3 separate regions of the Homo sapiens genome follow, and regions 1 and 2 are each linked to region 3. The links are chromatin contacts, found by Hi-C or POLR2A ChIA-PET in ENCODE. All regions are on one chromosome and are shown on one strand. Each heading gives the region's core, a stretch centred on a gene start or an enhancer-like site at or near the end of the contact. The rest is flanking DNA. Distances are from core to core; before and after follow the strand shown.

Evidence for each region. Hi-C counts contacts between places; a loop is a spot of excess contacts on that map. ChIA-PET counts read pairs that join two places held with the same protein, here RNA polymerase II (POLR2A). Pooled maps may share reads with other maps.
Region 1: a loop to region 3 is called in a map with no recorded cell type, with 9 times the contacts of the local background. The contact joins two enhancer-like sites. A Hi-C loop is called at or near these places in 3 of 37 single-sample maps with no recorded cell type and 4 of 50 pooled maps. POLR2A ChIA-PET finds 5 or more read pairs at or near these places in 1 of 52 experiments (AG04449).
Region 2: a loop to region 3 is called in a pooled map, with 14 times the contacts of the local background. The contact joins two enhancer-like sites. A Hi-C loop is called at or near these places in 2 of 37 single-sample maps with no recorded cell type and 4 of 50 pooled maps.

What each region holds. Positions count from the first base shown.
Region 1 is chr5:157,596,916-157,600,759 of GRCh38, forward strand. No RefSeq gene overlaps it. Among named protein-coding and RNA genes, the nearest start is that of ADAM19, 23 kb to the left of the region's middle. Within about 2 kb of position 1,641, at least 4 of the 41 ENCODE cell types and tissues checked have a DNase peak (open chromatin) inside an H3K27ac peak, as active enhancers do.
Region 2 is chr5:157,499,124-157,503,471 of GRCh38, forward strand. It overlaps ADAM19 (ADAM metallopeptidase domain 19), which reads right to left. Exons shown (of 23, transcript NM_033274.5): 12 at 3,680-3,857; 13 at 450-539. Among named protein-coding and RNA genes, the nearest start is that of NIPAL4, 41 kb to the left of the region's middle. RefSeq lists enhancers at 878-927, 988-1,047, 3,240-3,349, 3,530-3,589, 4,040-4,099. Within about 2 kb of position 3,093, at least 5 of the 41 ENCODE cell types and tissues checked have a DNase peak (open chromatin) inside an H3K27ac peak, as active enhancers do.
Region 3 is chr5:157,910,530-157,914,505 of GRCh38, forward strand. No RefSeq gene overlaps it. Among named protein-coding and RNA genes, the nearest start is that of CLINT1, 53 kb to the left of the region's middle. Within about 2 kb of position 2,647, at least 10 of the 41 ENCODE cell types and tissues checked have a DNase peak (open chromatin) inside an H3K27ac peak, as active enhancers do.

The DNA of each region.
Region 1 (3,844 bases), core at 391-2,890, 310 kb before region 3:
CTGTCTAAAAAATGAAGTCAAACAGTGGTAAGAGGTATGGAGAAAGAGAGAGACAAGGTCCTAGTATTATTATTTGAACCTGTGGATTTAGCCATGCCTGAAGTCAGCCGCCTCAACTTTTCAACTACATGAGCCAATAATTTTCTTTTTTGCTCAAGCTAGTCTGAGTTAGAGGTCTGTCACTTGTGACTGAAAATATCTCAATCATGCAAAGGCCTCCTCCATTCTAGGCACTGTGCTAGCTGCTGGGATTATAAGAGTGGACAAAGACACATGTCATTCCTATCTTCACGGTACTTAGCATCTAGTGGGAAAGATGACAGTAAGCAAGTGAGCAAATACACATATACATAAAATATAATAATTACACATTGATATTTGTAAACAATTGATGCTAAAAGAGAGAATGAGAAAGGAGGACTACTTTAGACAGCATGGTGGGGTAAGGCTCTCTTGAGTTGTTTTTTGAGCTGAGAGTTTGTGGTTGGTATGAAGAACAGAGGGAAGAAAGTTTCAGGTGGCAGAGACAGCCACCATTCTCAGGCTTGAAAGGCCTCTATTCATTCCAGGACCTGAAAGAAGGCCTTCATTCATTCACCCATTCAACAAACATCTGTTAGACGGTGTCAAGTGCTAAGTACAAGGAGATAAAAGCAGCCCCTGGAGAGTTGATAAGAGACATTGAAAGCTATACAAATGTTTGAACCATGTTATTCAGCAATTCCACTTCTAGAAATTCAGTCAAAAGAAAATAACAGGAATTTCTGCAAAAACATAGCTATCAGGATGTTCATTGAAGCGTTATTTATTTTTTTAACTCTAATTGAAGTGCCACAAACATACTAAAAGAGTGCACATAGACCGGGTACGGTGGCTCACGCCTGTAATCCCAGCATTTTGGGAGGCCGAGGCAGGCGGATCACCTGAGGTCAGGAGTTAGAGACCAGCCTGGCCAACATGCCGAAACCCCATCTGTACTAAAAATACAAAAATTAGCCGGATGTGGTGGTGCATACCTGTAATCCCAGCTACTCAGGAGGCTGAGACAGGAAAATTACTTGAACCCAGGAGGCGGAGGTTGCAGTGAGCCGAGATCGTGTCACTGCCCTCCGGCCTGGGTGACAGAGCAAGACTCCGTCTCAAAAAAAAAAAAAAGGATGTACATATCACAGTAAACAGTTCAACTATTTTCACGGCCTGAACACACCCACATTATCGAAAAAGAAAAGAGAACATGCCCTGCACTCCAGAAGTCCCCTTTTGCCACCTTCTAGTCACAAATCCCCCTTTAAGCAAGGGTAACTACTAGCCTGACTTCTAATAATATAGATTAATTTTGCCTCTTTTTACTTTATATAAATAGAATCATCCAGTATGTAACTTGGGGGAAAGGGATATGGGAAGGTCTTGGCTTCTTTTGCTTAAGTTTTGTGTTTGTGAGATTTCACTATATCGTTTATGTAGTTATAGATTGTCTGTTCTGCATAGTATTCCATTATCAGAATGAACCACAGTTTAGTCATCCGTTCTACCATTTATAGATATTTGGGTTGTCTCTAGACTGAGACTATTACAAACAGTGCTGTTGTGAGCATTCTTTTGGTTAATATATATTTGCATTTCTTTTAGGTATATACCTAGGACTGACATTGCTGAGTCATAGTATATGATCAGCTTTAAAAGATATTGTTAAACAGTCCAAGAAAATGGTTGTATCCATTCATACCTCAATCAACTTTGTAAGAGAGTTCTGGTTTCTTCACATGGTTGATAACACTTGACATTTTCCATTTTTAAAAAAAATTTAGCCATCTGGTGGGTTTGTGTTGGTACTGACTTTTGGTTTCAACTTTCATTTTCCTGATAGTGAATAAGATGATTAGTGAAAATCTTGTCATCTCTTTGTTGGCCATTAGATATCCCCTTTCCCAAGGAGCCTGTTCAAGTCTGTTTTCCATTTTTCAAGTGGGCAAGCTGTTTTTTTCTGTTGGTTTGCAGGAGTTCTTTAAATATCCTGGCTACAAGCCTTTGGTCAGTCATATATATGAAAATATATTCTTCCACTTTACAGGGTACGTCCTTACTCTCCTTTGATACAAAGCAATTCTTAACATTAATATCTTAGAATTCATCATTTTTATGAGCACTACTTTTTGTATCCTATTTAAGAAATTGTTGGCCAGGTGCTGTGGCTCATGCCTGTAATACCAGCACTTTAGAGGCCAAAGCAGACAGACCTCTTGAGCCCGGGAGCTTGAGACCAGCCTGGGCAACATGGCAAAACTCCGTCTCTACAAAAAAATACAAAAATTAGTTGGTCATGGTGGCCCAGGAGGATCACTTGAGCCCGAGAGGCAGAGGTTGTAGTGAGCCAAGATCACGCCACTGCACTCCAGCCTAGATGACAGAGCGAGACCTTGTCTCAAAAGAAAAGAAAAGAAAAGAAAAGAAATTGTTTCCCACCCCAGGAGCAGAAAAATATTCTCCTATGTTTTTCTCAAAAAACTTTACTACATTCATTTTACATTTAGATCTATAACCTATCTGAAATTTATCTTTATGACGTGAGGTAGAGATCAAGATAATTTTTTCCATATGGCCGTGTTTCCCAAATGGTGCACCAAGTCACCCTTGGGCACTGCAGTAAACTCACAGAGGGGCCATGGGACATTTTACCTTTTTGAGGGAAGCACAGTGACAACTGTTGGATACCATATAAACTGTTAGCTGGAAATCGTTCACAGTTTCAATGTTAAATCATACTCCATTCCCTTCAATGACATGATATTTTTGCAAAGCAGGGTTTTTTGAGGTTGCTATGATAAAAAGTAAATGCCATGTGAAATCAGGAAATGAAAATGATGATGTTGTCTGATTCCAAGACCTGAGAAACTGTGTAGTCCTCAACAGGAGCACAGTCTACAGTCTATTGGTCAATATTGTGGTTACTTAAAAACAAAATATTTTTTCTTTCAATTTACAAGTATTTTTTTCCAAACGATTACTACGTTGTTAAGATATAATTATTCATTAAGTTGTTTGGATCTAACTACTTAATAAATAGAACTGTTAAGTATTTCTTTTTCTTTCGTTCATTCTTTTTTTTTTTTTGACAGTCTTGTTCTGTCGCCCAGGCTGAAATGCAGTGGCATGATCTCAGCTCACTGCAACCTCTGCCTCCTGGGTTCAAGTGATCCTCCTGCCTCAGCCACCCAATTAGCTGGGATTACAGGCATGTGCCACCATGTCCAGCTAATTTTTGTACTTTTAGTAGAGATGGGGTTTCACCATGTTGGCCAGGCTGGTCTCGAACTCCTGACCTCAGGTGGTCCACCTGCCTTGGCCTCCCAAAGTGCTGGGATTAAGAACTGTTAGGTATTTCTTTTGACTGAGGGTTGCCATGAAAAAAATTACTGAGACACTAAAGTTACCATATATGGAGAAAGTGTGGGAACCTTCCTGAGACAGACAGACTCCAGGGCAGTCCCCACAGTTTCCACCCTAGTGTTTGTGTTCTTCTGTGATCCCTGCTCTTGAGTGTGGATGGAATCCCTGACTTGCTTCTAAGCCACAGAATACAGCAAAGGTGACTGATGTATGTGATTGTATGTACAGTACATGACTGTGTTACATTAGACTGTAACACCCAATTTGGGAGGAGACTGCCTCCCTTGTTGGCTTTTAAGAAGCAGGCTGCCTTGTTGCGAGTTACTCTGGGGAGAGGGCCATGTGTCAAGGAGGTGAGGGCAGCCTTAAGCCAACAGCCAGCAACTAACTCAGGCCCTCAGTTTCCATCCTGTAAGGAACTGAATTCTGCCAATAACCACACAAGTTTGAAGCAAGT
Region 2 (4,348 bases), core at 1,843-4,342, 410 kb before region 3:
GTTTCCACATCTTAAAATAAGGATAGTCACATATATTTTATGGGGTTTTTGTGAGGAGAGAATGAGATAACGTACATAAAATTCCCAGCACAGTGCCTGGCATCTACTAAGAGGTCCATTAATGTCAATACAAATGATGATAATTATTATTGTTTATGAGCTCAATAAAATCAAGCCCACTCTCTCTGGATACTTCTTTAAAAAAGAAAAAAAAAAGTACCATTTCCAAAGAAGCGCCACCCTCCTCTGGGATGATCTGAATTCAGTGAGGCCCAGTATAGGAATAGTAAATTTTATTCAAGGCACCTTTTCCGCTCTGTGTTTCTGAAACTCTGTTGCCATCACAGCCCCAGGATGGAGGCAAATCCCCAGCCATCCACCCCAGCAGAGCAGTCCTGTGGTCCCACTGTCAGGCCAGGGCCCAAGGCGTGGAGAAAAGGGCCACTTACCTTACACTGGTGGCAGCAGGAGCCGTGAGCACACTCCGCCCCCGGCCTCAGGGTACAATTAGAGGCATTGCAGCAGGGGTTGTTACATTCCTGGGGAGGCAGTGGGGTGGGTGTGAGTGGGGGAGGGCCTTCACCACCCCCAACATTTTCCCCACCCTTGCCCACACACCCCTGGAACCCCAGCTCTCTAGCAACTATCTCTTTTTTTTTTTTTTTTTTTTTGAGAGGGAGTCTCGATCTGTCACCCAGGCTGGAGTGCAGTGATGCAATATCTCGGGTCACTGCAACCTCTGCTTCCTGGTTTCAAGCGATTCTCCCGCCTCAGCCTCCGAAGTAACTCAGACCACAGGCACACCCCACCACACCTGGCTAATTTTTGTATTTTTAATAGCGATTGGGTTTCGTCATGTTGGCCAGGCTGGTTTCAAACTTCTGACCTCAAGTGATCCACCTGCCTCGGCCTCCCAAAGTGCTGGGATTATAGGCATGAACCACCGCACCTGGCCTGGAAACTTTTGACCTCAAAAATCATGTGACAGCTTCGTCACTAAGCTAATGTGTACTTGTCACAAGAACCATATATATGCACAATCATTAGTAACATGACTTGGACACAGCTACATCTTTTTTTGAGACAGTCTGCAACCTTCTCCTCCTAGGTTCAAGCAATTCTCATGCCACAGCCTCCCAAGTAGCTGGGACCACAGGCACACACCACCATGCCCCGCTAGGACACAGCTACATTTTGAGTATGAATATTTTTCAAGGCATTTTCTACACACATACATATATATTTATACTTACTTTACAAAATCATAGTATCCACAGTGTTTTTTTACTTAATATAACATGCGTATTTCTCCCTGTAACCATGTAGTCTTCTAAAATGGACTTTTTAGCAGAGTATATGGAAATTTTATGTTTTGTTTTTCTAATCCCCAGTAGAACATCCAGACACCCTGTCTTTCATGGGTGCCCTCCTGCCCCCAACCCTCCTAGGCTTTCTTATCTCATGAAAAGGGGCTGCCGGTGCAAGAGTCTGCTGGAACAACCTCTCCAAACAGTTTATGTCAACTCCTGGGTCTGTTTCCTTAGATTTTTTTCTCCATCTGCTTCTCTTCCTAAGCCCTTCCTGGCCTGGACCTTTCTGGAACAGAAGATCTCCATGGGTTCCTTGCTCTCCCCCAGCCTGAGATTTTTAAAAGATTATGAGGCGTTCCAGTGACCCTGAGCGTCCTCATCACACTCTTACAGTATTAACAGGCCAATCCATCAGCCATTGATGAAAAGTGTACGGGGCTCCACAGATCTCTCCACCACAGCCTTATGAGGCAGCCTTGACCCCATTCCACAGACAGGGATGCTGTGGCTCAGGCAAGTCCAGTAGCTGGCCGAGGGACACACCTGCTGAATTCAAGTCAGGTCTGCCTGAGGCCTACCTCATGTTTATCAACCTTATACCCCTAACTGTCCAGGGCTCTAGCATATTGGAGAGCCACATCCCATCCCCTGACCACAGACACCTGTCCACCTGTCTCCCCTAAGAGAAGGAATAGAACACTTTCCTCCCATTATTCTCCCACCATGTTGGGCTCCAGGAAGACCTGTATTCCTGCCTTCCTAATGTACCATATTTCTTCCCACGAAGGCACAGGCTCCCCTTCCACCTGAAATGTGCCTTCCCTCCTGCGTGCCTCACTAACTCCTAATGCAGCCTTCAGATATGGGCTCCAGGTCACCTCCCACACAAGCAAGGAGGTTCCCCCTCACATTATATATGTTCAGAGCACTGTGTCATTTGTCTTCCTAGCACTTGCCATGGACTGTACATATATTCTTTTGCAATTATTTCAATATGTGTTTCTCCCACTAGACTATCAGCTCCCCAAGGACAGGAACTATGTCATTTTTGCCACTCATCCTAACCCTAGGACCAGACACAGTAGCCCACACTCAGTGTGCCTGTTGAATGAGCAACTGCTCAGAACCTAAGCCAACTGGCCATGCCCACTCTCAGGCCATTCCTCAACCCCAGTGGCCCTCCATGTTCATACCACTCCCTCCTTTCTGATGGGTCTGTGTTGATCTCTCTGGGCTCATGGTGGTGGGGGTGGCATCCTTGACTAGTTCTTGTTTTATTCTGAAAGTGACATACTGGCATTAAAAAAAGAAAAATCACATCACAGAGGTCACAGGCAGGGTGCGGTGGCTCACGCCTGCAATCCTAGTGCTTTGGGAGGCCGAGGTGGGTGGATCATCTGAGGTCAGGAGTTTGAGAACAGCCTGGTCAATGTAGCAAAACTCTGTCTCTGCTAAAAGTACAAAAAAAAAAAAATTAACCAGGTGTGGTGGCACACACCTGTATTCCCAGCTACTCAGGAGGCTGAGGCAGGAGAATCGCTTGAACCCTGGAGGTGGAGGTTGCAGTGAGTGGAGATCTTGTCACTGCACTCCAGCCTGGGCAACAGAGTGAGAGAGAGAAGGCCATAAAATCAGATTTTTTTTTCCATTTATACAGAACCTCAGTCTCACCCCCATAATTTACTGTTACTTGTTATCTACCCCAAATTGTTATGCATGTATAAACATACATATTTTCAGCCTTCAAAAAATAGAGACGAAACAATCCAGTTCTGCTTTCTGCAGAAACCACATGCATTTGTTAAAAATGACCGGGCTCTGCCGTGTACCCTCCACACTCACTGTGAAGATCAGAAGGAAGGAGAGAGTTTACACATAAACAGTTCCTCCTAGCAGCCCTTTTGGGACTTGACAGCACTTCCTACATCCCCTTTCCATCATCTCTCCTCCAGCCTAAACAGCATGAGCTTGTTATTTTAAGCATCCTCATAAGGCCCCTGTTCAAGCCCATATATCTGGCTGTGTGGCCTCCAGAATAAATTCCGTGCAGCTGGAGGGCAAGCAGGCATGTGCAGCTCCACTGAGGAAGACAGAGTCAACATGCCACGTGATCGTGGTTTCTGGTTAGACCAGACACTCATAAGAAGAACTGATCCTGGACACTAGCGATGCTGGCCACAAACTAGCAGAGGCGGCACAAACACTCCAACTGGAAGGCTTCTTCATATCTGATTTTTCATGGGGTATTGGACAGTTATATGTAGGAAACACCTGTGACTAAGAAATTTTCAATTGTGTTCTCTTTGACCTTGAGTTTTGAAACCAATGCAAATTCTTCCCCTCCCACTAGCACCATTGTGACCCCTCACCTCTTCTTCTCCACAGTCACACTCTTCCCCATCTTCCAGATACCCGTTCCCACACCTCCGGCCTCCATACAACATCCTGGTGTCTGGCATGTTGGAGAGACACATTCCACCACCTGACTGCAGATACCTGTCCAGCTCCCTCCTGTTGCATCCATTGAACACTTTGGGAAAGGGGTGCCTGGCAGAGGACAAGGCTGGAATTAGTGGGGAGTTTGAGCATCTAGCAGTCAGGCAGGTGTCACTCGTGCTGTCACTCCTGCTACCCGTGGGGCTGACTCCACCTGGGTTCAGACCCCCATTGTCTCACACACATACATTCTGGCCCCTTAGAACATTTACCAATACATTAATTTAGAATTTTTTCATCCCTTGAGTTCGTGTCCTTAGTAGGGACATGGATGAAGCTGGAAACCATCATTCTCAGCAAACTATTGCAAGGACAGAAAACCAAACACCGGATGTTCTCACTCATAGGTGGGAACTGAACAATGAGAACACTTGGACACAGGAAGGGGAACATAACACACCGGGGCCTGTTGTAGGGTAGCAAGAGGCGGGGAGGGATAGCATTAGGAGATATACCTAATGTAAATGACGAGTTAATGGGTGCAGCACACCAACATGGCACATGTATACATATGTAACAAACCTGCACGTTGTGCACATGTA
Region 3 (3,976 bases), core at 1,397-3,896:
CCTCCCAAAGTGCTGGGATTACAGGTGTGAGCCACCAGGCCCGGCCGACAACTTTCTTTTTCTTTTCTTTTTTTTTTTTTTTTGGAGACAGAGTCTTGCTCTGTCACCCAGGCTGGAGTGCAGTGGTGTGATCTCAGCTCATTGCAACTTCTGCCTCCCGGGTTCAAGTGATTCGCCTGCCTCAGCCTCCCAAGTAGCTGGAATAACAGGCACGTGCCACCATGTCTGGCTAATTTTTGTATTTTTAATAGAGATGGTCAGGTTAGTTAGGCTGGTCTTGAACTTCTGACCTCGTGATCCACCTGCCTCAGCCTCCCAAAGTGCTGAGATTACAGGTGTGAGACTTTCTATTATTTTTCTTTTATTTTTTGAAACAGAGTTTTGCTCTGTCACCCAGGCTGAAGTGCAGTGGCACAATCTCAGCTCATTGCAACCTCTGCCTCCTGGGTTCAAGCGATTCTTGTGCCTCAGCCTCCCGAGTAGCTGGGATTATAGGTGCATGCCACCATGCCTGTGGCTAATTTTTATATTTTTAGTAGATACAGGGTTTCACCATTGGCCAAGCTGGTCTCGATCTTCTGGCTTCAAGTGATTTGTCCACCTAAAGTGTTGGGATTACAGACATGAGCCACTGCGCTTGGCCAACAATTTTCTTCATTTTGCAGATGAGAGGAGGAAGGTTGTGTTGAAGTCCCTTCCTAGATACTGGGAAGGGATAGGGAGCGTGGATTTCTTTGTAGGGTATCTGAAATATAGGCTGCTTCTTGTACAGAGCATTTCAGGCCCTTGGCTAGAGGGCAGTGGTGTGGATGGCACACTTGGGAAAAGTGTCTCGGCTCCTGCGGCCTAGGAACTAGGGAGAGGAAGGCTGAAGGAGAACACAGAGCAGCCAGCACCAAGACATGGAGGGAGCAGCTCTCAACCACAGTGCATGTGTTAGAAGGAGCAGTGGTGGCCGGGCGCAGTGGCTCAAGCCTGTAATCCCAGCACTTTGGGAGGCCGAGGAGGGTGGATCACCTGAGGTAGGGAGTTCAAGACCAGCCTGGCCAACATGGGGAAACCCCGTCTCCACTAAAAATACAAATATCAGCCGGGCGTGGTCACGGGCGCCTGTAATCCTAGCTACTTGGGAGGCTGAGTGATAAGAATCGCTTGAACCAGGGAGGCGGACGTTGTAGTGAGCCGAGATCGCGCCACTGCACTCCTGCCTGGGTGACTAGAGCAAAACTCCATCTCAAAAAAAAAAAAAGGAAGAAGAAGAAGGAGCAGTGGTGATAGTGATAGTAATGACAGTGAGGGACTGATGACTAGAACTCTCGCTTCCATTTCTCCTGGACTGTATCAGCACCCATGCTCAGAGAGGAAGCCACAGACATGGTGGCAATTCTCACTGACCTCAGTGTGTGGGGCTCTAAGGTGGATTTAGAAAAATAAAAACATGGGCTGGGCATGGTGGCTCACACCTGTAATCCCAGCACTTTGGGAGGCCAAAGTGGGCGGATCACTTGAGGTCAGGAGTTTGTGACCAGCCTGGCCAAGAGGGTGAAACCCCGTCTCTACTAAAAATACAAAAATTAGCTGGGCGTGGTGGTGGGAGCCTGCAATCGCAGCTATTCGGGAGGCTGAGGCAAGAGAATCGCTCGAACCTGGGAGGCAGAGGTTTGTGGTGAGCCGAGATCCTGCCATTGCACTCCAGCCTGGGCAACAAGAGCGAAACTCCATCTCAAAAAAAAAAAAAAAAAAAAAAAGAGCCGGGTGTGGTGGCTCATGCCTGTAATCCCAGCACTTTGGGAGGCCGAGGCGGGTGGATCACCTGAGGTCAGGAGTTCAAGACCAGCCTGGCCAACATGGTGAAACCCCGTCTCTACTAAAAAATACAAAAATTACCTGAGCATGGTGGCTTGTGCCTATAATCCCAGCTACTCGGGAGGCAGAGACAGGAGAATCGCTTGAACCTGGGAGGCGGAGGTTGCAGTGAGCCGAGATGGTGCCACTGCACTCCAGCCTGGGAGACAAGAGTGAAACTCTGTCTCAAATAAATAAATAAATAAATAAAAGCATATGACCTTGCTCAAACCTGAAGTCCTGAGTCACCTACTCATTAAAGTAACTTTCATATAGACTTCAATTTATAAATTATAATGCAAGTATTAGCAAGCTCCTAGTCATATGCCAAAGAAAACTGGCATAGGAGTAACCTTCCCCACCCCACTGCCCTAGCTGAAACACCTGATTGTGGGTGTTACTGGCTTTCTCACTTCCTTCTCTGTGTACACGCAGTCTCTAGTACCGAGAGTACCCTATGTACTGGCAGGGTCCCAGAGAATGGAAGGACACAAAAGAGAGTCTCGGATGGGTGCCTTTGAAAGGCTGCCGAGCCTGGATGATTGCATTTCCTGATGGTGGTCCGGATGTTTCAGTAGGCACTATATCTTTTTCTAGTAATGGCTATCCAGATTTTTGGCTGTTATCAACTCTGCTGCTGCTACTGTCACACACCTGGTCTTCACAAGAGAATGTCACCGCACCCTTTGCATGACCCCATCCACCTATCACACCCGTTTCTCCTTGTAAGCCTCAAAAACCTCCAAGGAGGGAGCAAGTTGCCACCTGCTGCACTGCCCTCCACCAGCTTGACTGGTTTTTCCTGCTAAGGCAACGCAGTCCTTCTGCGTCTGAGGCCCTGGTGACCCATGGAGACCTATGTAGTTAGCAGCCATAGGACAAAAAACTCGAGTTTGGCAGGCAAACAGTAAAATAGGTCTTTTCAAGTGATTCTGAGAACCTGAAAAGTGACTTTGTTGTAAAACCTGTGATTTTCCTTTCTCCTTTCCAATGAGTTGGATTTTTGAACTATACTTAGTATTCAGAACTCAAAGTACTCTCTGTTCTCATTGCTTGCGAATGTATTACAAAGTGAACCCTTTCTCCCAGTAAGGGGCAGAGGGTTTTTGAAGAACCCTGCTGCTGTCCTTCAGATGGTAATCATATTTGACACACTTCAACTGGCCATCGTCACACCAGGTTCTAAATACATTTCTGAGCAAAGAAAAGGAAAAAACTATTCTCTTACTCTTTAAAAAAATATACAAAAGTTATTAATTTAGTTCCAGCCTTCTCTAGATAAAAATGATTGCTATAGAAAGTGAGGCAAGAAACTAACACCTACTATGTGCCAGGGGCTTAGCATGCACACTCTTACTTAATCCTCCAGAAGGCGGGCTTGACAGGCTGCTATTGATGTCTGGCAGGCTCTCATTAATTAACACAGCAGGAGCTCCAGAGGAGCCACACCAGAAGCTACAAGGCCTATTGAGTTGCCCAACGTCACTTATGCCATATTCTATTGCTTCAAGCAGGTGATGAGGCCAAGCCAGATTCACAAAGTGGGGAAACAGATTCTGCCTGTGTATATACTAGGGCTGGGTGGAATTATTGAGGCTAGCTTTGCAAATCAGTTAACACACTGGACCTGAATAAAAAAGAGTAATGAAATCTGGCTTGTGCCTAGCGCCAAAGGTGTAATATTAAATGAAATAACATTCACAAAGTGTCTTGAGCCACTTTACAGAAAAGTGCTGTGCAATTAAGGTGGAGGTGCAAATTTCTACTATAAACAGAAGTAGTTTTTGTTTGTCATCATGATGTGTAAAATCAATTAGGTGGATTTAATCTGATTTGGAAGGTATGTTTGCAATGATCAGATAGAATACAGGCAATATTTATTCGGCATACATGCGATTCACTGCGAAGAATTCTGGAGAAGTCATTCAATAGAGCAGCTGAAATTGAACTGAGGCACACAGCCGGCTGGCTGGGAGGAGGTGCCAAAGGATTAAGATGCTGTGGGCAGGGTGAACAAATTGGCTTCAAATACGAGACCCAAATTGAGAGTCAAAAGAATGGATGCTCCTAATGACAGGTGTTGATTTGCAACTGAGCTGCTTCTCACATAAACAACCCTGAGAAGCATAGA